2 separate regions of the Homo sapiens genome follow, and region 1 is linked to region 2. A link is a loop called in an ENCODE intact Hi-C map of the cell type or tissue named here. Cell type or tissue: K562. All regions are shown on one strand. Each heading gives the region's core, and the rest is flanking DNA. Links, peaks and the distances in the headings are about the cores only.

The links. Peaks named below come from ENCODE experiments on the same cell type or tissue, not always from the same donor. Only the 100,000 strongest peaks of a DNase experiment are listed, where the experiment ranks them.
Region 1: it touches region 2 in a loop (2.0-fold over the local background); 2 of 110 quality-filtered maps call a loop at or near these places.

Annotation. Positions count from the first base shown.
Region 1 is chr1:115,874,413-115,890,340 of GRCh38, forward strand. No RefSeq gene overlaps it. Among named protein-coding and RNA genes, the nearest start is that of LINC01649, 37 kb to the right of the region's middle. RefSeq lists an enhancer at 5,489-6,028. In K562, for the core only: a CTCF peak has its summit at 5,759 (motif pointing left); no DNase peak of the experiment used is centred there; H3K27me3 peaks cover 1,414 bases.
Region 2 is chr1:115,972,046-115,987,973 of GRCh38, forward strand. It overlaps SLC22A15 (solute carrier family 22 member 15), which reads left to right and starts at 4,468. Exons shown (of 12, transcript NM_018420.3): 1 at 4,468-4,669. The coding sequence starts at 4,583. LOC101928977 (a long non-coding RNA gene) reads right to left here and starts at 5,231. Exons shown (of 5, transcript NR_125970.1): 1 at 5,052-5,231. RefSeq lists silencers at 4,315-4,544, 4,605-4,854. In K562, for the core only: a CTCF peak has its summit at 9,534 (motif pointing left); a DNase peak (open chromatin) is centred at 9,526; H3K4me3 peaks cover 189 bases; H3K27me3 peaks cover 984 bases.

The DNA.
Region 1 (15,928 bases), core at 2,535-10,534, 100 kb before region 2:
GTTGCCATGATGTTTGTAAACTGTCATGGTGCTGATGAAAGTGTCTTTTAACATGCTAATGTATTAGAATTAGCATATAATGAGCAATGAGAATGACCAGCAGTCACTTTCTTTGGGATCTTGGTTTTGGTGAGTTTTTGCCAGCTTCTTTCTTGCTGTTTTTATCAGCAAGGTCCTTATGACCTGTATTTTGTGCCAACCTCCTATCTCATGCTGTGACTAAGAATGCCTAACCTACTGGGAATGCACCCCAGCAGGTCTCAGCCTTATTTCACCCAGCCCCTATTCAAGATGGAGTCGCTCTGGCTCAAGCACCTCTGACATCATGACTGGTTGGAGATGAAGATGCTTCTGGCATCTAGTGGGTTGACGCTAGGAAGGCTGATAAACGTCCTAAAATGCAGAAGACAGCCCCAAAGAAACTTTCAGCCCCAAATGTCAATAGTGTGGAAGTTGAGAAGCCCTGATCTACGGCCTGGCCAGCCAAGTGGAAGCTGTGGACCATGTGTCTATTATAATGGTTAAGAATGCAGTCTCCGGAATTAGCTAGACCTGAGTTTGAATTCCAGCTAGTGATGTTGGGCAAGTAATCTAACCTCTCTAGGCTTCAGTTTCGTGTTCTTTTCAGCTTTCAAGCAAGATCTATTGAACACCCCCTTATGCCACGTCACACTATGTGGTCAGCAAGTACAAATGATCACAGTAACATTTAAGTTAGCTAGAACTCCCAGGAAACAGGACATTCTGAGTCATGGACATTTCCGGTTGAAAACTAGTGTTCATTCCTGTCTCATAATATATGTAGAAACAATTTTCTTGCTCCCATTCTGTTATTGTTACATATTATGGCTTTTATAAAATTTACTGGATCGTGGGAAACAATTTTCATGTTCCCAGTAGCTGAGGCAGCCACTATATACCATTCAACAGCCAGAGCCTTTTTGTGAGAGTGATTTCTTTGTGTTTTTTAATTTATTATTTTAAAATTAATATTATTTTAATAGAAAGATAATTGTATATGTTTATGGGGTATAATGTGATGTTTTGATATACAATGTGGGATGATTAAATCAATCTAATTAACATATCTATTACCTGACATTATTTTTCATGGTGAGACATTTGAAATTTATTCTCTTAGCAAGTTTGAAATAAACAATATATTGTTAGCTGTAGTCACCCTGCTCTGCAATAGATCTCACAGACTTATGGTCTCTGACGTTAACCAGTATCCCCCTATTTCCTCCCAGCTTCAGTTTCTTATCTTTAAAATGGGGAAAATAACGAGACCCACCTCACAGAGCTGTGGAGCTTATATACATATAAATTGTTTAGCACAGTGCTTGGCACATAGTTAAGTTCTCAAGAAATGGTTACTCCTATTATGGTAATTGTTACCTTCCCAGTACAGATTATAATTCCATTAAAACTAATTTATGAGGCAAGAGGAAAGTTTCCGTGGAGCTGATAGGTTTTGTAATTAGGTAGTTAGATGTGTGTGTTCACTTCACAGAAATTCACTGAGCTTGCAGGATGCAGTGGCTCGTGCCTGTAACTCCAGCACTCTGGGAGGTCAAGATGGGTGAATCGCTTGAGGCCAGGAGTTGGAGATCAGCCTGGGCAACATGGTGAAACCCATCTCTACAAAAAATATACAAAAATTTGACAGGCAAGGTGGAGCGCACCTGTAGTCTCAGCTACTCAGGAGGTTGAGGTGGGAGGATCACTTGAGCTCGGGAGGTTGAAGCTGAAGTGAGTCAAGATGGCATCACTGCACTCCAGCCTGGATGACAGTGAGACCTTGTTGCAAAAATAAATAAATAACTAAGTAAATAGATTGAGCTCTAGCTCTACACTTATGATTTCGGACCTTTTCTGTACATATATTATAACTTTTAAAAAGCTTACTTAAAATGATTAATAGGAGTCTCATTCTGCCTGCCTTCAAAAAGCCCCATGATATTTAATAAATTCTTGACTTTCCTTGCCAGTGATTCAATCTCTCAGAAGTTGAAAGATGCAATGAAGGACAGTTACTCTCCACTGACCAGTTTGCTCTCCACTGACCAAAACTGAGGAACTGGGAAGAAAGATGAGAAATTGACAGCAATGTCATATACAAGGGACCATCATATTATAGTATAGGAAGAAAATGTTTGTTGAAGTGCTAACATCTAATTTAGGTTTTAAGAAAATAGAATTCAAAAAAGTTTGGAGAAAAAATAGCTGTGACCATGTAGTCTGATTTCAAAAAGACCGAGTGACTTAAGAGGAATGGCAGGTTCTAAACAGAAATTCTAACTCTTTAGTCATAAATTATCGTGATAAGAGAGAAAAATGGGAAACAGTGTGTCCATAGAGGGAGCTCCCAGATGATCTCAGGTATTTAAAGGATCTGCGTAGGTGAATGAAGAACACTGAGCTGAGGGCTAACACAGAATGACACAAGTAGGTATTATTCCTGCATGGTAAAGGTCAGAACTAGGCAAGGTTTTGTGAAGCATGCCAACGACAATTGAAAAAGCTTTTTAGCTATGCTTGGTGCTGGAAAGACAAGGAAGCATATGGCCATTTGTCAATTTAGTGTTAACAGCAGCACAAAGAAGGCAGAACAATTCATTTCATAATTTTTTTTAATTTTCTCTATCAAGGAAAATGATTTTCTAATGATAATGGATACCATCATATTGGCTAGGAAAGAATTTGAGCACTAACTAGTTGAATAAATACTAAGAGCCCCCTCCTTGTTTTTCATGGGCTCAAATCTGCTGCTGGATGAAAAATGTGCAGATGTGATTGGGAAACCCTTACCTCAACCTTGGGTGAAAGGGCACAAGAACCTGCCTGAAAGCTGAGAGAAGGACCAGTGTGCTTATTTTTAACGTGGGGAAATACATATTTCAGAATCTGCCACCCTGTGAGCTTGATGCTGATACCCGGGAAAATTCTGGGTTGATTTAATTAAATTAGGTAGTTTATGAATACTTGATGGAATAAAGGAGTGAAAAGCCCTGCACTCAGCCTGATTTTCCAGGGAAAAATGTTATACTAATAATATACTGAGCACCACCTGCCAGCGTGTCTCCAAGCACTCCATTTCTTCAGGCCTCAAAGAATCCTGTGAGGCAGGTCCTGAGACAGTCAAATCCTAGGCAGATAAAAAGGAGTCCCAGAGAATCTCTGACCGGCTTCAAAAGTGTTTACATCAGATGCTTTTGTGCAGATGAGGGCTAGATGCCCAGGGCTTGTCTGTGCATGCACACAGCTGACTAGACCCTGGCGTGTGCACTGGGGGAAGTGGGTGGAGCCACAGGAAATTCACACATTATGCATGGGAAGAGCCTGCTCTCTTCAGCTCCTGCGGTGACCTGGGAATCAATCAGTGAGGTAGAGGGCCTGTTAGCAGGGGTCCATCACACATTGCTGAGATCTTTTTTTTCTTTTCTTTTTTTTTTTGAGATGGAGTTTCGTTCTTGTCACCCGGGCTGGAGTGCAGTGGCGTGATCTCAGCTCACTGCAACCTCCGCCTCCTGGGTTCAAGCGATTCTCCTGCCTCAGCCTCCCAAGTAGCTGGGATTACAGGCGCCTGCCACCATGCCCGGCTAATTTTTTGTATTTTTAGTAGAGACGGGGTTTCGCCATGTTGGGCAGGCTAGTCTCGAATTCCTTACCTCAAGTGATCCGCCCGTCTAGGCCTCCCAAAGTGTTGGGGTTACAGTCGTGAGCCACTGCGCCTGGCCTCTTTTTCATTTTTCACCTTTCACCCAATACAATCCTGCTCTACACACCCTTTGATGTGTCCACGTGCCTAAGTTTTCCTGGTTGTGTGACAAGAAGCCAGGTTTTAGCTGAACTAAGGAGTAAAATTCAGCAACAGTACTACCATTATCTCTATTTCCAGATGAGAAAACAGAGGCACAGGGGAGTCAATGAACTTGCCAGAGGTCACACAGCCAGTGTAACAGAGCCAGAGCTCAACAGGCAGGCTGGCTCTGGAGCTTTTGCTCTTCCCCTTGACTCTGAGAGGCTTTCAGCAAAGCAATGGATAATGAGCATCAACATGCCTTTCATGACAACAGGAGGAAATGCAGTCTGCACAGGCTGCAGTGAGGCACAGTAGCACTCGTTTAAGCAGTCGCAGGAAGAGAAGTTCAAGTGAAGCCTCCCTGCCATTTTGGAAGTCCTGGAACAATACCTTAGGCTGCAGCATTAAATACTGGTGATATGTGAGCACTTTTGACCTATAAAAATGGTAGTTTTACGTGTTCCAGCCTAATACTTTATCCTCTCTTGCCTAATACTTTTTCATATTCTTTTACCTGGACGTGTGTAGTGCTTGTTGGACCATTTTCAGATGTCACATAGCTGGGATTGATACCTAGTGAGATAATTGCAATACAGAAAGGTCATTACAGTTTGGAGAACGGGGATGAAACTATCACAAAATGAATTTTAACAGAAATAAATGTGAAGCTCTGAATTCAGTTTTAAACATTTAGTCTCCACAAGGATAGGGTGAGAGAGACCTGATTAACCAAAGTTCCTGTGAAAGCACAGGATTTTTGGTCTCCACCAGCTTTCTTGAGTCCCCAGGTGCTGAGGTAATTGGGGCGGTCAAGGAATACGGGGCTGGATAAAACAACCTCACGTTGATCATTTAACTCTGTCTAGGGGACCAAAGTGCCAGGGTTGGGGGCAGTCCTCTGACATGCACAAGGTGTTAAAAGAAGGGTGTTTATTGTACACCGAGCAGTGGAGAATTTGGAATTTTTAGCCTGAAGAGGCTTGGGGAAAACTGATAGCAGCCTTCAAGTATTTAAAGGGATACTATTCATAAATCAAGAAACATTTACTGAGTACCTGCCACATGAAAGGAGGAGCACTGTGTGCTGTGAGAGACTGAAAAATGAGAAAGAATGCTATCTGACCTCAAGAAGTTTATTAATAGAGAGGGGTTGTCTGACCCAGAGACAACTAATACAGGGGGTAAATCAACAGTTGCTATAATAGAGACACAAATAAATCATAATCATTAAGTGTTCTTTCCTTTCTTAACAGATATTTGTAGTACAAAGAACTTCAAATATCTGAAAGAAGTAGAGAGAGGTATAAGAGGTGTTAGGAGACTTAAGGAGAAACAGGCTTCTCTGACCTACAGGGAAATTGTTGCCTGTTTAGTCCAGTCTATTTTCCATTAAACATTCTGTCTTGCTCAGCTTCACGAATAAAAACAGGGAAATAAAGCAACTTTCTTTTAATTGTATTTACTACAAGACTTATTTGATGGTAATTTCCTTCAGTACAATTATTTATGGATTTACTTATATTCTGCTTTTCAGCTTCTTTTACTTTTATTTTTTGAGATGGGGTCCCGTTATGTTGCCCAGGCTGGTCTCGAACTCCTGGGCTCAGCAATCCTCCCACCTAGGCCTCCCAAAGTGCTGGGATTACAGGCATGAGCCACTGCGCCTGACCTCAGCCTCTTTTTTTCGGCCTGCATACACATGCACTTACATGCACACACACACACATATGCACACACACACACAGACACACACACACACACACAAGCACAGTGATTCCAACAAGGAGATCTAGTTTTTACTTAAACAAAGGAAGGAGTCACCTCTATAGTGTGATTTGAGGGTTGAGGTACCAAGGAAAGCAGCTACCCCTATCCCAATCTTATAAAACCACTTCTTTTGTCATAGGATCCAACGCTACCATTCATGAATCATCCCTTGAGTGCCCCCTCCTGGCTCCCCAGAGAGTCCTGGGGGGAGTTCCTCTTTGAAGTCTTCACAACCAATTTAAGTTGTGAGCTGCCAGTCTTCTTTGTGACAGCCAAGTGTACCATGAGAGTACCACAGGAGTGTATGGTGGGGGTTGTATTTCAGGAAATAGAAAGGATGAAATATTAGGATCAACTAAGCAGATTTCACCAACCTTACATTTTTTTCCCTGCAGTTAACTCATCATTATCTTCATTCATGTTCTCAAGACAATCCTTAATAAAGTATTAAACAATCATTTGGGGCCGGGCACAGTGGCTCACGCCTGTAATCTCAGCACTTTGGGAGGCCGAGGCGGGCGGATCATGAGGTCAGAATTTCGAGACCAGCCTGGCCAGCATGGTGAAACCCCGCCTCTACCAAAAATACAAAAAATTAGCCAGGCATGGTGGCACACACCTGTAGTCCCAGCTACTCGGGAGGCTGAGGGAGGAGAATTGCCTGAACCCGGCAAGCAGAGGTTGCCGTGAGCTGAGATCATGCCACTGCACTCCAGCCTGGGCAACAGAGCAAGACTCCATCTCAAAAACAAACAAACAAACAACAAAAAAAAAAAACAGAACCAAAAAAAATCATTTGGATTTGAGCTATATTCCATGTTAGTGTTTCCCTAGTATTTACTAGTGGTTCTAAAAGAAAGTGTGCATTCCTTGGGCTCAACAGATGGTAGAAAGAGATGGCTGGAAAGTTGATGAGAAACCAAAAACGAGCATTTTGCATGGGAAAATCCAAAATCTCCACAAGGACCTAGTCTGATTGCTTATGATAAAGTTCTAGCACTGGTCCACCAATGAATCACAATGAAAATTTCCAGTAATTTTGAATTTGCCAGGCTATTGCCTACTGATTTTATAACATCTGTTAACATGTTCAGGTACTGGGGCATGATGAGTGTCTATTTATTCATAAGACTGTTGTGGGGGTGCCTACATGCTTTAGTCAAATCATGTAATAGTTCTATGCCTCACAACTGAAAACCAAATAGTTCCTGTTTTTCTTTTGCATACAGTCTCAAGTGTTGATGGAGTAGCACTGTGATGTTCATTAAGGTTAGAAGACGCTACTCATGAAAACTCTTGTTTGCTAGGCAGGTGGGATTATGGGTGGGTTTTATTATTCTTTCAAAAAAATTTTTTTAATCTTGACATAAAATTCCTTTTAAAATAAACATTTTTAAAAGGTTATGAAAAGGTCTTTCCAGGAAGAAACAGAATATTTTGGAGAGTTCCCAGCCATGAGGTCATGGAGACAACAAACAAATGGGTCAAGAAGTGCCAATTGGGCAAACAATTTCAACATATAAAGAGATCACTGCATAACTTCTGTGAATAATCAAGCATATCAAAGTTGTTACATCAATAAAACTTACATATAATTAAGTACTGCATTTTTTCATCCAGATGTTCCAGTGGCTAGCAGATAAAGCCTCAAAAAAAAAAAAAAAAAAAAAATAGCTCAAGGGGCATTTCAAAGCCATTGTTTATGTCAGCATAACGTACCTGAAAAAAGTGTGAATAGCTCATCTTGTCCATCAGACTTGGCTTGTCTTTGTCTTGCTTCTGCAGGGCTGTGAGTGACTAGGGTTAATCTGGTAAACTGACCTGTATTAAGGTGATTATTATTATATTCAAGTATCTTGGTTTTTTTCGTGATTTAAACAAAATGAATTTGTGAATTTTCGGTCCCTGGAAACTTCATGTAAGTGGAGATTGGCAAAGGTGCAACTTGCATTTCACGAATTAGGCAGCCCCTACCTCTAGTTCCCCACAGTCTAAAGATTTCTTATGCATGATTGGTGATGGGGACCCATTGGGACTTTGATGGCTTTAGAGGCTGTTGTAGGCTGAAAAACAGCTCCCCAAAAGATATCCACTTCAAATCCCTGGAACTTGTGAATGCTACCTTACATGGCAAATAAATGTGATTAAGTAAAATATCTTGAAAGAAGGCACTTACCTTGGATTATCCAGATGGACCCTAAATACAGTGTAGCATGTGTCCTCATGGGACTGAGGTAAAGGGAGTTTTGAGAGAGACACACACACACAGAGAAGACAGAGCAGAGAGAGACGTGGCCACAGGCTGAAAGATGTTAACAATCACCAGAAGCTGGGAGAGGCAAGGAATGGATTCTCCCCTAGAGACTCTGGAAGGAGTGCAGCCCTGCCAACACCTTGATTTTGGACCTCTGGCCTCCAGAGCTGTGAGAGAATACACCCCTGTTTTTATAAGCCACCCAGTTTTTGATTATTTGTTACAGCAACCACAGGAAACTAATAGTCTAGATTCAAATCCTGGTTCAAACTGTTAACTGCTCATGATCTTAGTTTGTTGTGAACCACAGTTTCTTCAAACAGTTGTCCCTCAGTATTTGCGGGGGGATAGGTTCCAGGACAACCTGTGGATACTAAAATCTGAGAACGCTCAAGTCCCTGATATCAAACATGGTAGTATTTGCATGTAACCTACATAAATCCTTCTGTGTACTTTAAATCATCTCTAGATTACTTATAATATCTAATAGAATGTGAATGCTATGCAAATAGTTGTTATACTAGATTTTAAAATTTGTATTATTTTTTATCGTGATATTGTATTTTTTATATATTTTTCTGAATATTTTCTTTTTGAGGTTGGTTGAATCCTCGGACATCCATCCCGCAGATACAGAGGGCCAAATGTATATAAAATGAAAGTATATGTGTAAGATGTGTACTATGTAGTGTTTGGCACATAGTAATAGTTCATGACATGTTTTTTGTGAAAAAAAAAAAAAAAGTTTCAGTGGTTAAAGCTCACATCATCATGTCCACAAACATAATGTGGTTCTCAGCTTACACACATGTTTTATAAGCATGTAGAAAAGAAGTGCCTGTGTTGGTGATGGGAGAGGGATGACACATAAAGGGGCAATGGGCCAGTTAGGAAAGCACGTGACAGAGGCACGACAGGGAATCAGTGGATAAAAGATTGTGTGGGAGGTCAATGCAGGGATCATGGGATTCTTACATGATTATAAAGGAGATGGACGAAAGTCCTCAGAATTTAATGGGAAAATTCCCTGGTTTCTTCTTGAAGGACTTAGCTTTTTATATCCACATCCATATTTTAAACCTCATAACTGAAATCTAAGTACACTCTTCATTTGTAGCTTGTCAGCTGAGGGAAAATTACAGAATGGGTCACAGCAGCGGGAAGATTATGGGTTGCATCTGATAAATGGCTATTTATATGTACTGAGCTGGCTCTGGGGTATTCTCAGGGTATAATTTCATAGCAGAGTTAACATCATCTCATAAAATATGACAACAGGTTTTACACTGCCTATCTGAAATGAAATTGCAGCCTTTTGTAATGAGCAAGTGCAGCCCAGAAGGCAGGATGGATTGAGTTTCCCTGGTACCTGCCATGTCCAGTCTCAGGCCTTTCCAGTGGAGAGAGGACACATGGGCACATTCCCAATTCTCTGTGGCACCCCCAGTCGGCTTTGGGAAGAGCAGTCTCCCACCTCCACACTCTAGGGACGGCTCCCTTCTTTCTAAAGACGCATTTCCTGAAGCACTGGGCGTAAATCACAATCACATCTCCCCCATTGGCTCACATCATCATTTCCAAGATGATTTACCTTTACTTCTATTGATCTTCAATTGGCAAGAACTCCATAACTCTCCCTCTCTGCAAGCCCTGACTCAGTGATTAATGATTTATGAAGGAAATCTAAATGCCCCAGAGGTGGTCCACACTTGAAGGAACTGCCGAAGTAAATATTTTAAGTGAGCCCTTTTTGAAATGAAAATAATTACAGCAGTGTTAATCTCTTTGGTCATTTGGGACTTTGCTTCCCCTCGTTTTGGGAGGGAAGGGACTGTTTGTGCGTTGTTTGGACAGCACACCTGTATTTTCCAAGCGAATTTTTCTTGGTGAATGAGTTGGTCTGACTCTAAGTGAAAGCAAGACATTCTGTTTTCAGCCCACCTGGCCCCACCTGGGTTTCCACGTAGGAAACTTTTCTTCATGGAGTTCTGCCCTGGAGTCTGAGCACCTTTGATAGAAAGGAATGTATACTAGGGTATTAAGTTCCATAAATTCGTTATTACTCAGTTATTTTATATCCATCTATTCTCTTACAGCTGGTCAGTACCACCAATCTGTCCCCTTTTGGTCATTCTAGACATAAAGAATCTTGGCCAGGTGCAGTGGCTCATGCCTGTAATCCGAGCACTTTGGGAGGCTGAGGCGGGCTGATCACCTGAGGTCAGGAGTTCGAGACCAGCTTGGCCAACATGGTGAAACCTCATCTCTACTAAAAATACAAAAATTAGTCTGGTGTGGTGGCAGGTGCCTGTAATACCAGCTACCATGGAGGCTGAGGCATGAGAATCACTTGAACCTGGGAGGCAGAGGCTGCAGTGAGCTGAGATGGTGCCACTGCACTCCAGCCTGGGTGACAGAGCGAGACTCTGTCTCCAAAAAAAAAAAAAAAAGAATATTATTTTTACTTAATATGCAGGGTGGTCAGCAACTGCAGGATTAGGAAACTCTGCCCCTGTTGCTCTGGGGCAGGATGGTGTGTCGACCCAGCTGTATCTACTCACAGAGCATCTGCTCAGTGATGTCAAGTTAGTTCTCAGCACCAACCTTGGGTGAAAGAGATATTTTTAAATGTTCCAATCAAACACCTTTTCTAGAGTCCTCACCTACTTCTTACTCCCATTAGCATCACAAGTAACATCCTTCTTTTCCCTTGCCAGCAGATATAGAAAGTCTTAGAATAAATCTGTTAGAAAGAGAGGCCATTTGGAAATGAAAATTAGACTCAAGGAAATCTTAAAAGTTACATTTTTACATTACAGAGTTTAAATCCCCTTTCAAGCATTAAATCATCTTTTTATTTTTAGAGTTTATGGTACATAATAGGAACACTGTAAACATTTTTTTTTTCTCTTGAGACAGTCTCACTCTGTTTCCTAGGCTGAAGTGCAGTGGCATGATCTCAGCTCACTGCAACCTCCACTTCCCAGGTTCAAGTGATTCTTCTGCCTCAGCCTCTCGAGTAGCTGGGATTACAGGCACCCGCCACCACTTACAGCTAAGTTTTGTATTTTTAGTAGAGTCGGGGTTTCACCATGTTGGCCAGGCTGGTCTCGAACTTCTGACCTCAGATGATCCAGCCGCCTCGGCCTCCCAAAGTGCTGGGATTACAGGCATGAGCCAGTGTGCCCGGCCTAATCATTTCTTTAGTTATAAAAATTACAAAGAGTGAAATTCACTTTTTTATGTACACGTCTATAAATTTTCACACATGCATAGATTCCTATAGCCAGCATCACAGTCAGGATAGAGAACAATTTGAATATCCCAAAGATTTCCCTCCAGCTGCCTTTTTTTAGTTAAACCCTTTCTGTATTCCTAACTCCTGGAAACCACAGATCTGTCTGCTTTTGCCTTTTCCAAAATGATTCCTAAATGGAATAAATCTGTAACATTTAGATACTGAGATTTCACTCAGCATAATGCATTTGAGATTCACCTATGTTATTGTCTGTATTTGTAATTAATCATTTTTATTGCTAAGTTGTATTCCCTTGCATAAATGGAACACGGTTTGTTTATCCATTCAGACATTAATGCTAATTTGGTTGTTTCCTGTGTTTTGGTGATTATGAATAATGCTGCTATAAACACTTGTGCACAGATTTTTGTGTAAACATGTTTTTATTTCTCTAGGATAAATACCTAAAAGTGGGATTGCTGGGTCATCTGGTAAATGTACATCAAACTTTATAAAAAACTCCCAAGCAATTTTCCAGAATGGCTGTACCATTTCACTTTCCTGTCAGCAGTATAGAAGAGTTTTTGTTGATTTACATTCTCACCAGCACTTAAAATTGTCATTTAATTTGCATTTCACTAATTGATTATATTTAAGCATCTTTTCATTCATCTTATTAATTTTATTAATCTTAAGCATTATATTTGCTATCCATATATCTTCTTTGGTGAAGTGTCTGTCAAAATCTTTTGGCTATTTTAAAATAGGTTGCTTCTAATCACTGAATTTTGAGTTCTTTATATATTCTGGATACAAGTCCTTCATTTGATATGTGATTATAAATATTTTCTCCTTGCTTATAACCTGTCTTTTTATTGCTTTAACAGTAAATTAATTTTGAGGCCGGACGCGGTGGCTCACTCCTGTAATCCCAGCACTTTGGGAGGCCAAGGCGGGTGGATCACGAGGTCAGGAGATCGAGACCATCCTTGCTAACACAGTGAAACCCTGTCTCTACTAAAATACAAAAAAGTGGTGGTGGGCGCCTGTAGTCCCAGCTGGTCTGGAGGCTGAGGCAGGAGAATGGCGTGAACCCGGGAGGCAGAGCTTGCAGTGAGCAGAGATAGTGCCACTGCACTCCAGTCTGTGCGAGAGCGAGACTCCGTCTCAAAAACAAAACAAAACAAAACAAAACAAAAAACAGTATATTTTGTAGAGTAATAAAGGCTTTTTTATTCCTACGAAGTCAAATTTTGCCATATTTCTTTTATGGATTGTCTTCTTATATCTAAAGACTCTTTGCTTAACCCAAAATTTTTAAAATATTTCCTTTGATGAGTTTTATAGTTTTACATTTCATTCTATGATCCATTTTGAGTCAAGTTTTGTATATGGTGTGAGGTATAATTTGATGATATCTCCAATTTGCTATTGAGTCTCTTCAGTGAATTTTTCAATTCTAAAATTTCCATTTTGTTCTTTTATATAGCTTTTATTTCTTTGCTGAGAACTTCTTTCCATTTATTTAAAAAATATTTACTTTGCTTATTAATGCATAATTATAATAGCTCCTTTAAAGTCTTTATCTGACTATTTCAATGTTTAAGTAGCTCCATGCTGGCTTCTGTTGATTGCCCTTTCTCTTGACACTTGTTTAAGTTTTCATAGTCCTTTGCATATCAAATAATTTGGGGTTGTATCTAGGACATTTTGAATGTAATGTGATAAAACCCTGAGTCCTATTTAAATCTTCTGAAAAGCATTGACTTGTTTTTAAAATCAGTCGGGCAACTCAGGTTTAGACTCACAACCTGGCCAACTTTCTAAAGCATTTACAGTGATGTTCTGGTCCACTCTGCCTATACATCACCCAGCTGCCCGTCTGAAACCTGGGCAATGGTCTACTCCATAGTTCAGCGCTTAAAGTCCTTACTGTGCTAATTCCGCTCAGCTTCACACATGCTCAGTTCAGGAGTAAGCTCAACACTTTCTTATACACAGCTTTAAAGGATCCTTTTCTCCAGCACCTTCTTCATAATTCCCCACTCTATCCTGCAGTCTCTGGCCTTTAGGGTTTCCCCTTCCTGATGTCTGGCTAGAAAGCTGAGGCATTATCCTACCTATAGGGTCTGCTGTACTGGTGAGGAAGGGAAGAAGCTCTGCCTCTTGCTGGCATTTGCCTGGTGTAGGGCAGAGAGACTCAACAGGACTCTGCCCCTCAGGGACCACCTCAGCTACCAGTGAGAGTAGCAGGGGGAACCAATTCTTTGCTGGTGTTTGCCTGGAGTAGGGCCGATAAAGACAAAAGGATTTAGACCGATGGGGTCCTCCCTTTCCAGAGACTCTGGCTTCCTAAGGGCTTATTTCTGTCTGTGTCCAGATTTCAGGCTGCTTCAGTACCCAGAACAAAATCTATGAGAGGTCAAAAAAAAAAAAAGACACAAAGACACAAGAAAAATGTCTTTAGAGAAATCACCACCAAATCATGCTTGGAGTCCAGTTATCCTTACCCACTCTGACTGCTTTCATCCACTTTTCAGAGCCTTTTGATAGTTGGATTATGTGTGTTGATCCAGAGTTTTTAATTGTAGTTACCAGGAGAGATATGGCTGAGTGTGCTTACTTGTTCTTGCCTAGAACCAAAAGTTCATATAAATATTTATGAATGAGGCTAGGCGTGGTGGCTGATGCCTGTAATCCCAGCACTTTGGGAGGCCGAGGCGAGCTGATGACTTGAGGTCAGGAGTTCGAGACCAGCCTGGCCAACATGGTGAAACCCTGTCTCTACTGAAAATACAAAAAAATGAGCCTGGCATGGTGGTGCATGTCTGTAATCCCAACTACTTGAGAGGCTGAGGCAGGAGAATCACTTGAACCTGGGAGGCAGAGGTTGCAGTGAGCCAAGATCACACCACTACACTCCAGCCTGGGTGACAGAGTGAGACTCTGTCTCAAAAAAAAAAAAAAAAAAAAAAAAAAGAATGAATGGGCAAAAGGAAAATGCTTAATATCTATTATAATATCTAACTTTTTGGAAAGCTGCCCATTTTTAATTCCCAGACCTGTGTATATCTAAAAATTTTAGCCTTTCTTCTTGTCTCTTATAGATAAAAAATCTATTTAGAATTTAGGCTCCAGGGATATTAATTTTATATTTTATTTAAATGACTAATATTGCACTGCCAGAGTTACCACTGCTCTTTCTACTTGGCACAGATAGCCTGGAATGAGGGTAAGAGCATGGCGTTATAGTTCTGGCTCAGCAACTCTCTGGCTGTGTGACTTTGGAAAAATTCTTTAATAACTCAGAGCTCTGTCCACAGCACAAATGACTAGGACTAGATAGTCCCTAGGTTTTCCTGCAGTCTTCCCATTCTACACCTCCAACCCTTGGTAAGCCTGATGTTACCATCACCTCCTCTCTCCAGCCTGGGACACACTATGCTCCTTTCCTCTTGTATATTGTTTGCCCCAAGATCTATGAGATTTGCCCCCTGCTCCAGCTCTCTGTACCCATCAACATGGGTCCATTATGCAATTCTTGAATCTCTCTTCTTTGAACTACAAGCTTTAGCTCTTCTTCTGTTAAGAATCTTGACTTTCATTTTCTTCATGAACTTAGTAATGGCAAAGGAGGTTTAGTCTAAGCAAACTGTGCAGTCACACCCACAATTCAGGGATACAGGCCACATGAGGTTGACTGTCAAAGTCCATTCTCTTGAAGGTTTACGCTGTGTGGAACTTTACCACTTTGGGTGATTTCTCCTGACACACTTGTCAGATAACAGCCTGGAATCATCAGAGCATATCCCCATAGGTTCCCTGAATTTCTAAGCTGTTCCCTAGCCAGAATCTTTCAGCACTGTCCTTTTTATTGGCCTTCGATTCAGTGGTTCTCCAATGTGGGATTTTGACACATTGGTGTTCTGGAGCCAATTTTGGTTTTTCTGCTGGTTACCTGTTACTATCCATATTTAAAATCTGGTGTATACAAAATGTTTTCTTTTCATTTTTTAAACTGTTATGTATGACTATGTATGAGTCTAGTTTGTCTACACAAGTCTGAAAGTATTTCACTGGACATTAGCACCACAGGTTGGAAATAGGGTTTATTTGAAAATAAAATGCCTCCACAATCACAGAAAGTTTTAGAAATATTAAGCTAAGCAATTTTCCTCTTTCCTGTAGAACTTAACCTTGAATATAGCTCATGTACTGTGGCTCCCCAAGGGTTCTAGACATTGTACAACTGCTGCATAAATTTTTTTGAACACAATGCTTTTTGAAAGGGACATCTCGAGGGACTTGTGTTTAGAGGAACTCTCTTTAGGAAACAGTGGTCTCAACTGTTTCTCCTTCCCATTAGCACAGTACATCAGGAACTGTGTCCTCCAGAGTCGAGTTACTGAAGGTCATTGCTGTCCTTTCATGTACACGCTCTCCCTTCTTGGACCACATCCAATGATTCACACAATATTAGGAAGGGCTTCTTTCATCAATGGCTTCTTATTACTCTTGAAATAAAACTAATATTCCTTTTTTTTTTTTTGAGACAGAGTTTTACTCTTGTTGCCCAGGCTGGAGTGCAATGGCACTATCTTGGCTCACCGCAACCTTCGCCTCCTGGGTTCAAGCAATTCTCCTGCCTCAGCCTTCTGAGTAGCTGGAATTACAGGTATGCAGCACCACGCCCGGCTAATTTTGTATTTTTAGTAGAGATGGGGTTTCTCCATGTTGGTCAGGCTGGTCTCGAACTCCTGACCTCAGATGACCACCTGCCTCGGCCTCCCAAAGTCCTGGGATTACAGGTGTTAGCCACTGCACCCAGCCATAAAACGAATATTCTTAACATGACCTAAAGCAT
Region 2 (15,928 bases), core at 4,911-12,910:
GATGGAAAAAAGAAGTCCTCCTTTCATAAACATGCTGCTATGGTCTGAATGTTAGTGTCTGTCTTAGTCTATCTGTGCTACTCTGACCGAATATCACTGACTTGGTCATTTATAAAGAAAATAAATTTGTTTATTACAGTTCTAGAGGCTGGGAAGCCTAAGATTAAGGTGCTAGCAGGTTTGTTGTCTGGTGAGGGCTGCACTGTCCAAAGAGGAGGAACATTATATCCTCACATGGCAGAAGGTGGAAGGGCAAACGGGACAAATTCCCTTGTCATGCCATTTTATAAGGGCACCTAATCCCATTTATGAGGGCAGAACCCTCATGAGTAATTTACTTCCCAAAGGCCACACTTCCCAATACTGTTGCATTGGAAATGTCTGAATTCTGGAGGGAAACATATTCAAACCATAGCATTCTGCCCCTGCCCCCTCACCCAAATTCATGTCCTTCTCACACAAAAATACATTTATTTCATGTCAATAGCCCCTAAAATCTTAGCTCATTCCAGCATCAACTTTATAAAGTCTAAAGTCCAGAGATATGGGAACCAATGCATGGTTCATCCTGAGGCAAATTCCTCCCCAGCTGTAAACTTGTGAAATCAAACAAGTTATGTGCTATCAAAACAATAGTGTACAGGCATAGGATAGACACTGCTATTCCAAAAGGGAGAAATAGGAAAGAAGAAAGGGGTAACAGGTCCTAAGTAAGTCTAAAACCCAACAGGGAAACCCTGTCTGGTTGCTTTGCTAGCAGCAGTCCCCACTTCACTTCTCACTGGCTAGGGTCACTGCACACCTCCCAATACTCTTGCATTGAGAACATCTGAATTTTGGAGGGGAAACATTCAAATGACAGCAGTGTCCCCCTAAATTAGTGTTGGAACCTAATACCAAATGTGATAGTATTAAAAAGTAGGGCCCTTGAGAAGTGATTAAATCATGAGGGCTCCATCCTCATGAATGGGATTAATGCTCCCATAAAAGACTCTGGAGAGCTCTCTTGTCCTCCTACTGTAAAGATGCGACAAGAAGGTGACATCTTTGAAGCAGAAAGCAGTCCTTCATCAGACACCAAATCTACCGGTGCCTTGATTTTAGACTGCCCAGCCTCCAGAACTGTGAGCAATAAATTTCTGTTGTTTATGAATTACCCAGTCTAAGGTATTTTGTTATAGGAGCCAAAATAGACTAAGACATATGCCTTAAGCAGAAAGAAACTTACAGGATGAACATAAAAAGACTATATAAGAATAAAAAGATTACAAGGAAAATACAAACAACAGAAAAGGTGATGCAACAATATTGATATGAGACAAAGTAAAAAAGACCAAAAGCACTAAAAAGAGCTATTTCATCACGATAAAAAAGATTCAACTAGTACCTTTATGAGCACACAGAGACAAAAAGAGAACTTGATAAACTCAAAAATGATATTAATTTTGGAAAATTTTGATATATTAAAAACTGATACATTCAGCACAGAAAAATTAAGTAATAATATAGACTACTTAAATAAAATTAGATCAACAAGTTTGATTAATAGTTAGAGAATCTTGCACACAACAAGTGGAGAATATATGTTATTTCAATACACGTGGAACATTGAAAAAAAAAAAAGGCTACGGGCTGGGCATGGTGACTTACACCTGTAATCCCAGCACTCTGAGAGGCTGAGGCGGGTGGATCACTTGAGGTCAGGAGTTTGAGATCAACTTGTGCAACATGGCAAAACCCCATTTCTACAAAAAATAAAAATGAGCCATGGTGGTGTCTGCCTATAGTTCTACCTACCTGGGAGGCTGAGGTGGAAGGATCACCTGAGCTGGGGAGATTAAGGCTGCAGTGAGATGTGATCAAGCCACTGCACTGCAGCCTGGGTGACAGAGAAAGATACTGTCAAAAAAAAAAAAAAAAGAATAAAAAGAGAAAAATCACATATTAGGTCACAAAAAATTAAAACAATTTCCAAGATTTAATATAATCTCTGTCTACAAAGCATATAAATTATAAACAACACTAAAAAGATGGTAAAAAAAATAGCAACCTTTAATTGGAAACAAAAAATGCACTAAAAATAGCTCATTGGTTAAAGAAGAAATGACAATGTCATGAAATATTTAAAAGTAAAGACAACAAAAGTACCACATGACAAAACTTGTCGGATGGAGCAAAGTCCTATAGAAAGGTAAGTACAACCTTAAATATAATTATTTTATTTATTTATTTATTTCTGAGACAGAGTCTTGCTCTGTTGCCCAGGTTGGAGTGTAATGGCACAATCTCAGCTCACTGCAACCTCCTTCTCCCAGGTTCAAGTGATTCTCCTGCCTCAGCCTCCTGAGTAGCTGGGACTATAGGCCTGTGCCACCACGTCCGGCTAATTTTTGTATTTTTAGTAGAGACGGAGTTTCACCATGTTTGCCAGGCTGGACTTGAACTCCTAACCTCAGGTGATCCACCAGCTTTGGCCTCCCAAAGTGCTGGGATTACAGGCGTGAGCCACTGAGCCCAGCCACACATAATTATTCTTCAAAAAGAAATATTAAAAGCAAAGAAGCTAAACTTCAAGTCATGTGGCTAGTAAAAGAATTACAAAGTAACAAAAGTAAAAAAAAAAAAAGGAAAGAATTCATATAATCAATGAAATAAAAAAATTCACAAAACTTTTTAAAAAATAATAAAGTAGACAAACCTCTGGCAAGACTGATAAGATTGGAACAATAAAGATGAACACTATTCAGAATGAAAAATGGGACATAAACAGTTAGACCCTTATTTTTAAAAATCCCAAGAAAACAATATGAACTAGTTTATTCCAAAAACAATTTCTAAACTAGATAAAATAGAAACATTTCTAGAAAAAAAGTGGTTCAAGAAGAAATGCAAAGACATACGAATATATCTAGTTATACACACCTATTTATCTTTACCCATTATCTATAAATCTGTAATAAAGAGGCTCCCCCTGCAAAACAAGCTAAGTCTAGATGGTTGCAGGAGAGTTTTACCAAACACTCACACTCATGTTATGAAAGCACTATAAAATCTTACTGCCAAATCTAGACATAAGCATCAGGAAGAAAAGAAAATTATAGGCCTAGTTCGCTAGTCACAGATGTAAAGTCCCTAGACAAAACACTAGCAAATTAAATTTGGCAATAAATAGCAATATCGTGAGCAAGTATTAATAGGATTTATTCCAGTAAAGTTCAATATCAAAAAAACTATTACCATAATGTACCCGATTATCAGATTCAAGAAGAAAAACAATAGGATCATGTCAATAAATGCAAAAAGCACTTATTAAACTTCAGCATTTATTAATAATGAGGATTCGTAGGAAACAGCCAAAGAAGGAAACTTTTTAAACTATTAATAGTACTTATACAGAAAACGTTTCCTTAAGTAAGAGAGAGAAAAAAATCTTAAGAGTTTATAGAGTTTACAGTTTCCAACCCACTGATAAATTCAATTACAGTGAGCATTCATTTAATTGCTAAAAAAAGAAAGCAGCTGACCAGTAAAGCCTAGCTACCAATACGCTGCAACAGACATCACAATTAACGGAAAATTTTGGAAGCATAAGAAGGATACTGGCAGGTCAAGGACACTAGCTGGTCGCCATTTCTATTCAATGTTAAACTAGAAGTCATGGTCTAGACAATGGAATACTATGCAGCTGTTAAAAAGACAACACATAATAAACAAAAAGGCAAATGAGGTTAGGAGGTGGAGGCATGAGGGGACTAACGCAGGTGTCCAGCGTCCCTTGGCCCTGCCACGCTTTTTTTTTTTAATTTCCACCTGACAAACTGCCGTTTATCCTTTAAATACCTTGGCAGCCATCACATCCTGCCCCTTCGTCTTTTGCACTTCCTTTGTACCTCGTGCATACTTCTATAAGCAAATGTATCCGACGGTTTTACAAGAATTTGCTTGCCTACCAGTGTACTTAACCCATGGCTAGCACAGAATAGGACTGGAAAGAAATGCTGCACAGACAGCACTTTTCTCTGAAGGCTCTAGGGCTCCCCAAGCCCCCGCATTAAACTGGTTTGGGCAAAACGACAGGCATTGCTGAGAGCCGCCAGGCCGCCCGCCAGCTGCGGGTCCCCTGTAGGCAGAGCCCTGGGTCACACGCGGACGCGGTCCCGATGTTTCTTCTCAGGCCCTCAGCCCGGCCCACTTCCTCTTTCCTCACTTTAAGGCGCAGACAGCGGTCCCTCTCAAAACAAAACGTACACCAAAACACCATTTTTTTTTTAAACAGGAAGTCCAGAGGCCCGGGTCCAGGGCATCCAGCCCCGGATCTCGAACGCCCTCCTCGCCCCTCGCCCCGCGTAGCCCGGCTGCGCTCCCCGCTCCCCGCCCGGCGTCCACCTCTCGAGCCTGACAGCCCCGCCGCCCGCGCAGGCGCCCCGCCCCGGCCCGGCCCGCCCCGGCCCCGCCGCCAGCGCTTCCATCCCCGCCCCGGCGGGTCCAAGCCGGTGCCGGGCGCCCAGGGGTTGCCGCGCTGGGCGGGAGGGCAGCGCCTGAGAGGGCGGTGGGGTGGCGGGGTTCCTGCGCGCGGCCCGCCATGGAGGTGGAGGAGGCGTTCCAGGCGGTGGGGGAGATGGGCATCTACCAGATGTACTTGTGCTTCCTGCTGGCCGTGCTGCTGCAGGTAAGTCCCCGCGGCCCCGCAGCCGCATTTCCCTCTTCAGGGCCGCCCGGCGCAGGGCTAGGCGTCCGCTCCCAGACCGCCGGGGCCGGGGCCGAGGCCGAGGCTCTGCAAACACCGAGGTGTGGCGAGCGTCGGGGTGGGGCAGGGGCGAGGCGCCGCGCGGTGGCCTGGGCCCGGCCGGCAGCGTCAAGGTCGCCGGCCGGCCTCAGAGCCTCTTGGGTTCTGCTGGGCCCTCCACCCCGCCACCTTGAGTGGTGGAAGGAGCGTGTTGGGGGAGGTTTCTCAGCCGCTATGCTGGTTAAGGAGGGATGCAAAATTGTGTTACCTGCCCTACGCTGTTGCCTATAACACGCTGCAAATATGAAGGGAATTGTTACCCTACCTGTGGCACTGTCACCTTGGAATCTAGGACACAGTCTTGATAATCTGCAGACAAAAGGTTGTGTCTAGGATCGCCTCCCTCTGCGCCGGGTGTCCTCTGCCTCTTTTCCTGGGCTTGAGGGGGCTTACTCTTCTAGGGGCTTTCAAAGCATAGGATTTATTTCCCTCTGGTTTAAGTTCTGCTGGCTCATTCGGCCCTGCGCCAGCCTTGGGCTGAGACTCCCGTGAGCCGAATAGTGCCATCTACCATGTGTGGTTATCAAATGGAATCACTTCTTCATTATAAAGAATTCTCAGAACCTACTTGTACACCCCAGCCTCAAAATATCGATTCCATATGCGAAAGGTCACTACAGATTAACTGCGCCAGGCAAGGATTAGTCCTTCACCAACTTAAATGGCTCATTTGACATTAGTCGCTTCTCTCAATATGCCAGAGGCATTTCATTCACAAATCCTTTCTTAGTATTTGCTGTGAGCCAGCCATTTTACTCTTTCCTTCAGTCATCAGGTTTAATACGGGCTAGGATGTGCTGAACATAGGGATGCCATGGTGGACAAATCATTGACTGCCCTCAGGAGCTTGCATTCCAGTGGCTGCGGGTGGGGCAGGCAGACAGTTAAGTAATTTAGTTAGCATGTGATGATAGTTATTCTGCAGGAAGTACAGAGTGGTCATGGATATAGCCACCAGTCCACAAGTTGCTTAAAGCTTGCATAAGACAGTGGCTCAACAGGAAGATGGGGGAAGGTAGGGGTTGACTTATTGATTAAAATGTTTGGAAGTTCAGTTGATTTCATCATCAGCCAGAAACGGTTCAAATGATGGAGTCAGTTCTTTTTCTAGCCGAACAGTTCTCAGCTCACGAATATGTGGTATTCTGAAGTTCTTTTAAGCTCGTTGTTTTAGCTTTAAACAAGCTTTCCCCAGGGAGAAAAAACGTTCAAGCTAAATGATAAGAGTATTTAATACCGAGAAAGAAGAATTGCAACCATGATGCCTGATCTTTATTTATAACAGTTTCTTTGAGAAAACCCTTTTTTTCTGTTCCAGCCATGAATTCCAGGAACATACATCCTTTCTTGAACAATCCCAGCTCCCCATCCCTCTATCCCTACCCTTCACTTCCTGTTATCATTTTCTTATTTGCCTAGCCAAGTATCCACTAACTTGGAGTAAGTTTGTCTTCAGTAGAGTGAGGTTCTAAAAAGGCCAGTGTTCTCGGTTTAGGACCTGTTAAGTTTCTCTAACTTACTTTTATTTATGGTTGACCCAGTTAGTTAGAGTTTGCTATCAAAAAGTTCCAAGCCCATGCCTATGACCGTTCACTAAACCTTGGATGATTTATGGTCAGTATTTGCGGTACAAGGACCAGGTCTTAGAGTGTTGGGGATGAGTGACTGATTGTTTATCTTATAGATGTGGGTGGGAAGATGCCCTGTAGCTGTGCTTATACCAGTGGAGGAGATGCCAGCCTAGGCAAAAGTGAATCCTTCACATGCTACGTGTTTTTAAGGACTCAGTTACCCCATTGAGATACATGATCCAGGGGGTTGTAGAGCCACCCAGAGCTACCCTGGGTATGAGAGTGGATATCCCCAAAGACCTCTCTACCAAGTCTGTTGTTGGAGATGTTTTGTATTACGGCAGCTGGTCTGTGGAGTGGGAGTACTGTGGAGTCCCATTGCTCAGTTGTATCACAGGTGATTTCATCATTCTTGGGGATGAGGTTTTGCTTCCCCCAGCAGAGTAAGAAGCCCTTTTTACACAGTTGCCTTAAATGAAAGGGGGTTTTTCTGCTTTTAAAATCAAAGGAGTTTTCGTACCATTGCCCAAGGAAGGGGCAGACCAACAACACAGCAACAAGGCCAGAGAGAGGGAGCCTCTGCTTCAGTGGGAGCCTTCTCCCCATCTGCGATTTGATAATGATTAACCCCAGCTGAGAGGCACAAAACCAGAAGGACAGAGGTGGAAATTTTACAGGCCTTTTAACATTTTCCTTCTTCTGGGACCATTATTATTATTTTTAAAAATGATTTTCCCTTTACCCCAAACACATCTATGTTCAAACTAAGAGGACAAAACCACATAGCAAAGCCAATTCTAAAGGGTTTTTGGTTAACTGTTTTCTTGAATTATTGGTACCATCATGTAGATCATCAAAAGTTACTTCACTATCCAGTTTCCTTTGGCTAGGAGACTTGCCCTCATACTCCTTGCAAACACAATTTTTGGAATCTCAATAGCATTCAACTTTGAGATAACTAAAGAACAGATGCAGATTTTGCAGATTTTTCCTCAGCGTAAGATGCAAATGCCCTGAAAATGGTGATATGTGGTATTAATGTACATAAACAAAAAGTGAAGGGAAAAAGATTGCCTATGTAAAAATGGTTGACTTATGAATAAACAATAAGCTTTACAGTTAGAAACATTCTTACCATCAAAATGTACTTGCTCTCCCTAGGATCAGAGCTATCTGCGATATTTAAATAGGAATAATTCTATTTAGCATATTACTGTTTCTCTTCTGATGGTGATTCCGAGTTGCTGCCATCGTCACTATTTTGTGTTTGTGTATGTGTTTGCTTGTTGTCTAGGCTCTCTGGAGGAGGAGGGTTGGAATACAATTCATTGTTTCTTGATTCCTTTAGACATGCAATGAAAATGGACGTTACTTCTTTGTTCTAAGCCAGAGGCTCCTGCTTTGTCATTTTCCTCAAAATCATGAATCGTACATTATATTATAATTTGCACAGAATTTAAAGCCCCCATTTACTATCAGGAACATGTAATCTATAACAAGCATTCACCAGCAAAATTGTGATGCTGTGCTATGAATCTCATCTTAGATTCTGGTGTTCAGGAATGCATTATTTTTATATATATATTAAGTATATATATATACTTAATAACCTTATTTTTTAGATCCTGGAATGACCAGTGCATTAATATTATCCATGCAATAAATAGCTTTTCTCAGCATTTTAGAAAGTAGAATGATTGCAGAAGAGGAAACTGTAATAGTCAACACACGAAAAGATGTTTTAACTTCAGTGGTCATCTGGGACAGGCATATTAAAATGGATATGAAATACCATTTCACACTTGCTATATTAGCAAACATTAAACAATCTAACAGTACAAGTGTGATGAAATGATAAATAGAAACTATACCCCATTTAGAGAACAATTTGGCACCATCTAGTAGAATTAAAACCTAGCATTGAACTCCTAGGTACACATCCCACATTGTCCCTTGAGCACGTGCATAGGGAGATATGTGTAAGATGTTTACTGCAACACTGTCTATTATAACAAAAGTTAGAACCACCTGACTTTCAAAACAAGACTGGATAAGATGTGGTATAAATTTAATAGAATACAACGTCTGAAATAAATGAACTAGATCTATATATGACTATATGGAGGAATTTCTAAAACACAATGTTAAGTGAAAAAAAAGCAGAACAGTGTATACTATGTGACACATATTCTTAATACAAATTTTAAAAACACACAAACCAATGCTATATTTGTTTCATAAATATATATAAACAGTATAGAAATATAAGAACATGGAGTAGAAAGATCCACACCCAATTCATGAGATTGGTTGCCTCTTGGGAAGGAAGGGAAGGGGTGGGCTTAGGGGAGGGTACAAAGGAGATTGCATCTGTTATCATTTGTTAATTGTGATAGTAGTTTCATGAATCTTATTTTTTGCTTTTCCATATTAAATATTTTTAAGTGAAAAGATGGTAAAGGGAAGAAGATATGCATATCTAAGAGAGAATACTATAGTTTGCTGTATGAGAATAATGGTTCATTCTTTTTTAAAAATCAATATTCCTTTGATCAATTATGGCTGTGAATTGTGGTCCTTTAAACACAGGAGGGTGGGGTAGAGTGAGTTTTATTCAGCCTGTTTTGTTAAACTTCATGTAGAATGCTATCACAGCTTACCTTCCCTATCTGCTTATACGTGGCACCATGTCCCTCCACAGGAAATTCTTAGGTCTGATGAGATATGGCTGAGATCATAGCTGGTTCTTCTAACCTCCCTGGCATAAGCAAGTGATGAAGTTCACACCATAAGCATTAGTGAAGCTCTTGTTCAGTTATAAAAGACTAACTGTCATCCCCAGGATGTTCTCACCATCACTGAGGCTTCAGCCATGATGAGAACCTATGGTCTTACTAAGACCCTTTCATGAGTCCAAAACATGTGGCCATTTACCAGGGCTCTCTGTCAGTTTGAGCAAGTTTTATGCAGCTCCTACTGTCAAATTTTATTTCAATTAGCCCTCACACAGTGGCCTGGAGGTTGGGTCTCCTGAGGGTTTATGGTGATCTGGGAACTTTTGCCTTTCACCAGTTTAGGTGGGTGGGGCAAAGAGACAAACACAGTGGTTTGGTCAAAGAAACCAAACCCACACTGGCCCCCACACCCTCAGGAAAACTGTTGTTGTCCATAGACAGACACTGCCCCCTAGTGTAAAGCAGATAAAGTTGTTGATCTATTAGACAGATTTTCCTCCAGGGAGGCTGTAGAGATACAGGAGGCCTCCAGAAGGGTTAAGGAGCTCCTTTGAGCCTGGATGTCTCAAGAATTAGGACATTCCATGGAAAGCAACTAGACTGATACCTCTGCAGCACCCAAACCCCCAGCCGAATGCCTTCCAAGGCCATCCCTGGCTGTTTGACTTGTGCCTTGACAGTGAAGGTATTATCTTCCAAGATAGCACAAAAATAGTCATTAAAGTCACGAGGACAGGCAATGTGAATATGGCAGAAAGAACACTAGGCTTGAATGTTGTGCTACTCTGCTGCAAGATGGCATTATTAGGCAATTGTTATTAGGCAAATGACCCATCAGTCTCTACTGTGCACTTGGAAATGGCTGGATCACGAAAGTTTAATTTGTTTTGCAAGTTTAGGATTTCTCAGAGTTTCCCAATGCCCAACAATTAATTGGCCTTGGGGCAGTGTTGACCCTAGGTTTCAGAATACCAGCTTGGTTCATAACCACAATTAGAGGTTGCCTTAGAAGAAAAAGACTCTCAAATCCAAAGATGCACACAGCTCGGGACTCTCCTCTCTGACTTCTTTGACCAAACACTCATGCAAATTGATATCTGCCTTCATGGGACATCATATAGTACTCAACAAATGGCATATGGTGATTGTAGAAAAAAGAGAAAATATAGAAATTAATACAAATCACTAGTGATTCTACCACCCTAAAGTAAAGCATGCTCACATTTTGGTGTATAGCCTTCCAGACTCTTTATTATATAAATATTGTATATCCATCTTTTTTGCAGAAATGTGTATCATAACTGCATTTTGTCTCTCAGCAATGTTGTGAATGCGTTGCTATGCATGTAAAGGAACAACTACATATTTTTTAGTGGCTGTAGCATGGTATTTCAATATATGGCCATAGTATAATTTGCTATTCAGTTCTCTTGTGTTGCATATGTTATGCTTCCTCTTTTTCAAGTTCACAAACCCACGCAGCCCATGGTATTGGTTCTTTCTTCTGTTCTGACCTTTACTTCTTGCCAGTTGATTGTTTATCAGTCTTCTCAAGCCCAGACTTCTCCTGATTCCATTCATATAGTTCTACCTAGATGCTTTTTGTCCCAACTTCATGGATAAAATAGAGGTTAGCTGGTGTAAATTTTCTAAACATCGTTTCCTTTTACTTCAAAAGTTTTTTTCATCCTCACCTATCTTAAATACCTTCTCTGTTAGGGAACATGTCCAAGAGGAAGACATGTTTCTGCCCTCTTGCTAGGGATATCTTTTCACTTTTGTTTTTGATTCTATGTAATCCATCAGTTATTTCTAATCCTATCTCTTTCTGCATTCTCTGCAGAATAGCCTGCATGGTAGATATATGGAAATTGTATTAAATAGCATTAACTCTTAATAAGTGATAGAGTTATGCCCTTCTGGAGCCTTCTTTAGTTGTGTTTATCTAAGGAGAAAGTCTCATTTGGTGTTAGCACTTCTAAAAACATTTCCAAATATTTCTGTTTTAACAAAGGGAATGAGCTAGCATGAAAGAATTAGAGGAGCTTCAGTAGAAAACATTATCTAGTTGGAACTTAATATTATTCTGTTTTATTGTATTTATTCATTTTCTTTTAAAACTTCTTTTAAAATTATGAGACATTTCTGATGGAAAAATACAGAGAGTAATATGACAAACGCACATGTACTTGCTTCCAGATTTAATAAATGCAGATATTTTGCCTTATTTGTTTAATGTTGTGTCAGTCATAGTTCTACTGGAGAAGCAGGACCCCTAGGATGGAGATGTGTGTGTGTGTGTGCACGCGCACATGTGTGTGTATGTGTGTTTATGTAAGATTATATATGTATAATCGATGCATCATTCATTATGGAGATTTGACTGTATACTGTTGCGGGAGCTCGTTCAGCAGGCCCTGTAAGGCTGTTGTCTTCGTGTGTGATGTTGGAGCTTGAAGTCTGCAGGACAGGCAGTCGAGAAGGGAAGATATGATCTGGAGCCCATCAGAAGTGACTGGAATCTGTGTCATTCTCCCTGCCTCCAACCTTGATGAAGTGGCTGCCTTTCATCATAGAATTAAACATGTACCTGGGCAAGGAGTCAGAGCAGCTGAAGGAGGATCCATGGGAAGGTGGAGTGGTTGCAGCCTCGTGACTGTGCCACGCCAATGAGGTGGACCAGCACATAAGTGGTAAGCTATGTGAGGCACTAAGGCACCTGCCCCAACCTGGGCATAAAATGCAAAAACAGCTGCTCTTTCACTTTCACCCCTCTCCCAAATCTAGCCTGAAAATGTCTCCTGTGGCCCACCTTAAATAAAAACATACTAGCTAACACTTGGCATTCTAACATTGTGCATATTTTTGTAGTTCCACCTGCCAAGTGATGTCTGAATTGATATAAAATTCTATTTTATGTTAATTTACTAAAATTAAAACATTTGAATTGATTTTAAAGAAGACTATTGAGTAAATACTAGCAGACAGAAAATGGGCATGTGAAAACTAGCAAGGGGTACTCAGATGACTGAAGTTAGGGAAAAGCTGAGCTAGCCATATAATTCTTCCCAGTTATGTAAAGATATATTCTTTACTTTCCTGACTCTGATTGGGCTATTGCTTTACCAAATAATTTCTTTTCCTGAGTTTTGTTTTCATTAACTCCTTAGCAGCCTTTACTACCTGCTCAAGTATCATATTAACAACCTTTTCCTGATTCTCCTAGGTGGAATTCACATCTCCATTCTTTGTGCTCTCATGAACTTCATTCCCAGTATGGCTAATATAGCATTCATCACAATCCACCTTGTATTTACAGCTTTGGATATACAGTCATGCCCCACATAACAATGTTTCTGTCAATAATCACATATGCGACACTGGGCCCATAAGATCATAATGGAGCTGAAAAATTCCTATTGCCTAGTATTTCCTGTGCTATATTTTTAATTGTTATTTTAGAGTGTACTCCTTCTACTTGCAAAAAAAAGTTAACTGTAAACCAGCCTCAGGCAGATTCTTCGGGAGACAGTCCAGAAGAAGGCATGGTGTGATAGGAGATGAGGGTTCCATGTCTTCAGGATGTTGTTTTCCTGAAGACCTTCCATTGGGACAAGATGTGGAGGCAGAGACAGTGGTATTGATCCTGACTCTGTGTAGGTCTAGGCTAATGTGTGTGTGTCTTAGGTTTTAACAAATAAGTTCAAAAAATTTTTAAAAATAGAAAAAAGCTTATAGAATAAGGATATAAAGAAAGAAAATATTTTTGTACAGCTATATAATGTGTTTGTGTTTTTAGCTCTGTTACTACAAAAGAGTCAAAGAGTTAAAACATTTTAAGTTTAAAAAGTAGAAAAGCTACAGTAAGTTTAATTATTATTGGAGAAATAATTAAAAAAATAAATTTAGCCTAACTGTACATTGTTTACAAAGTCTACTGTAGTGTCCTAGGCCTTCACATCCATTCACTCCTCATTCAGTGACTCACGCAGGGCAACTTCCAGTCCCGCAGGCTCCGTTCATGGTAAGTGTCCTTTACAGGTGTACCATTTAAAAAATCTTTTATTGTATATTTTCTATGTTAGGTATGTTTAGAAATACAGATACTCACCATTGTGTTGTAGTTACCAACAATATTCAGTATAGTAACATGCCTTACAGATTTGTAGCCTAGGAGGAATAGGCTATGCCATATAGCCTAGGTGTATGGGAGGTTATAGATCTAGGTTTGTGTAAGTGCACTCTGACGTTTGCACAATGATGGACTCGCCTAAGGACACATTTCTCAGAACGTTTCCCAGTTGTTGAGTGATGCATGACATATGACTGTTTGTTGTCCTCATTTGAATGCATGTGCCTTGAAGGAAAAGACTACTTTTTATCCATTTTATCATCTGAGGTGCATAATATAATGTGTTGCAAAGTTTTGGTGCTTGTTACAATTTTGTTTTTTTTTTAAAATTAAACCATTGAAGAAGAAGGGATGGTCAGCTGGTGGTGTTACCATTTTACTTGAAAAAGAGAGAGAAGGCCGGGCGCGGTGGCTCATGCCTGTAATCCCAGCACTTTGGCAGGCCGAGACAGGTGGATCACAATGTCAGGAGTTCAAGACCAGCCTGGCCAAGATGGTGAAACCCTGTCTCTACTAAAAATACAAAAATTAGCTGGGTGTGGTGGCGGGTGCCTGTAATCCCAGCTACTCGGGAGGCTGAGGCAGAGAATTGCTTGAACCCGGGAGGCAGAGGTTACAGTGAGCTGAGATCGCGCCACTGTACTCCAGCCTGCGTGACAGAGCGAGACTCCATCTCAAAAAAAAAAAAAAAAAAGAGAGAGAAACAGATGCGATTAAATACTTTGTTCAGAATTTTTTTTAAATTTATTTTTAAATCGAGGTGGAGTCTCACTATGTTGCCCAGGCTGGTCTTGAACTCCTGGACTCAAGTGATCCTCCTGCCTTGGCTCCCTAAAATGCTGGGATTATAGGCATGAGCCACCACACCTGGCCTAGTCTTAATTAGTGATTGGAGCAAAAATTAGCTAACAGAGTTACTAGTTTTTTTTTCATCTTTTTTTTTGGTTATACCATTATGCAAGGAGTTAGTTAAAAAATGTATTTGATAGACTATACATATTTGATATATATATGAGATAGACTTTTATGTATATAGCAGTGTGTTGGGTTCTTTAGAGGGAAATAGCAGTATAAATTAGGGTTTCTTTCCTTCAGGAGGTGACAAATCATTGAAAATTAGAGTTGAACTATTATCTACACATTATATAATGATACAAAGCAATATTTCCCCCGTAAATAATACAGCCAACTAATGCTTTGGAAATTAAGAAGGGAGACGGTGTGGTCTAGAGTGATTTGTTGAAGCCGTCAGAGAGATATCTGAGCTTGAGCTGAACTTTGAAGCTTGGATTTAGGGAGAAATGGGAAGGTCATTTCAGGTAGAAAAACATAAAACTGGAATAAGTGTGGAAGAGGGAATAACTTATGCCCTTGCTACACAGAGTATGGTTGTTGGTTGTTGCAGCTTATTGGAAATGCAGACTCTTACCCCCACCCCAGACTTAGGGAGTCACATTAAATTTGGGAAGCACTAATATATGCTATTTGTACAGTGCTATGCAATTCACTGTTGACTATGGAGGAATCCCACTTGACACTGAAGATGGGTTAATATGATATTAATGACTTGGATAAAGATGTACCATTAGCGTCTGGTCTTAACTGGAAGAAAACGAAACAGAGAGGTTTGGATTTGCTCAAGGTTTAATTAGAGCTGAGGTTCAGACTTGGATAACAGATTCCACTGCTTTCACACCACACAGTGAATAAGTCATGTTAGGGGAATTGAATAGGCTGGTAGAGGAAGCTTGAATGCAGATTAGTTAGCACCTGGACCATGTGGTGGAGGATCTGGAATGCTAGAAAACTTATCATTTATCCATTAATACGTTTTGACTGGAAGAGTTTCATGAGGAGTTTCAGGGAGATTGATCTGGTGTCATAATGTAGATAGATTTTTTTTTTTTTTTTTTTGAGACGGAGTCTTGCTCTGTCACCCAGGCTGGAGTGCAGTGGCGCAATCTCGGCTCACTGCAAGCTCCGCCTCCCGGGTTCACGCCATTCTCCTGCCTCAGCCTCCCCAGCAGCTGGGACTACAGGCGCCTGCCACCACGCCCAGCTAATTTTTGTATTTTTATTAGAGATGGGGTTTCTCTGTGTTAGCCAGGATGGTCTCGATCTCCTGACCTTGTGATCTGCCTGCCTCGGCCTCCCAAAGTGCTGGGATTACTGGCATGAGTCCAGCCAATGTAGATAGATTAAAATGAGGAAGAAACAGTATTTAGAGGCACCAGTTACTCCGGGTGTGTTAGTGTGTCTCAAATTTTACACAAAAAAAAATAGCTAGTATTAGTAAGTCAACCAACAAATATTTATTGAATACCCACTTTGTGCTGGACACTGGGCATATAATCCTGTCTTCATGATTATGGTCTTGCTTATGTAATGCTTTTGATTGAGTCAATTAGGTAACTGAGTACTAAATGCATAAAAAAACTAAAGGTAATGGCAACAATAAAATAATCTTTGATTCCTCCCCTCCCTTTATTTTCTCCGAAAAAAGCTCTGGCCCCAAAGTTAAGTGGTTCTCGTTCTCATCCTGGTTTTGCAATTAGTGTTTTATATAACATTGAACAATTTACTTAATCGTTCTGTATCTCATTTTTCCTACTTAAAAAAATAAACATTGTACTGAACCATGACTTCACAGCACAAGGTATTGTGATGAGATAATTTATAGGAGACTTTTTTGGTTTCCTGAGAA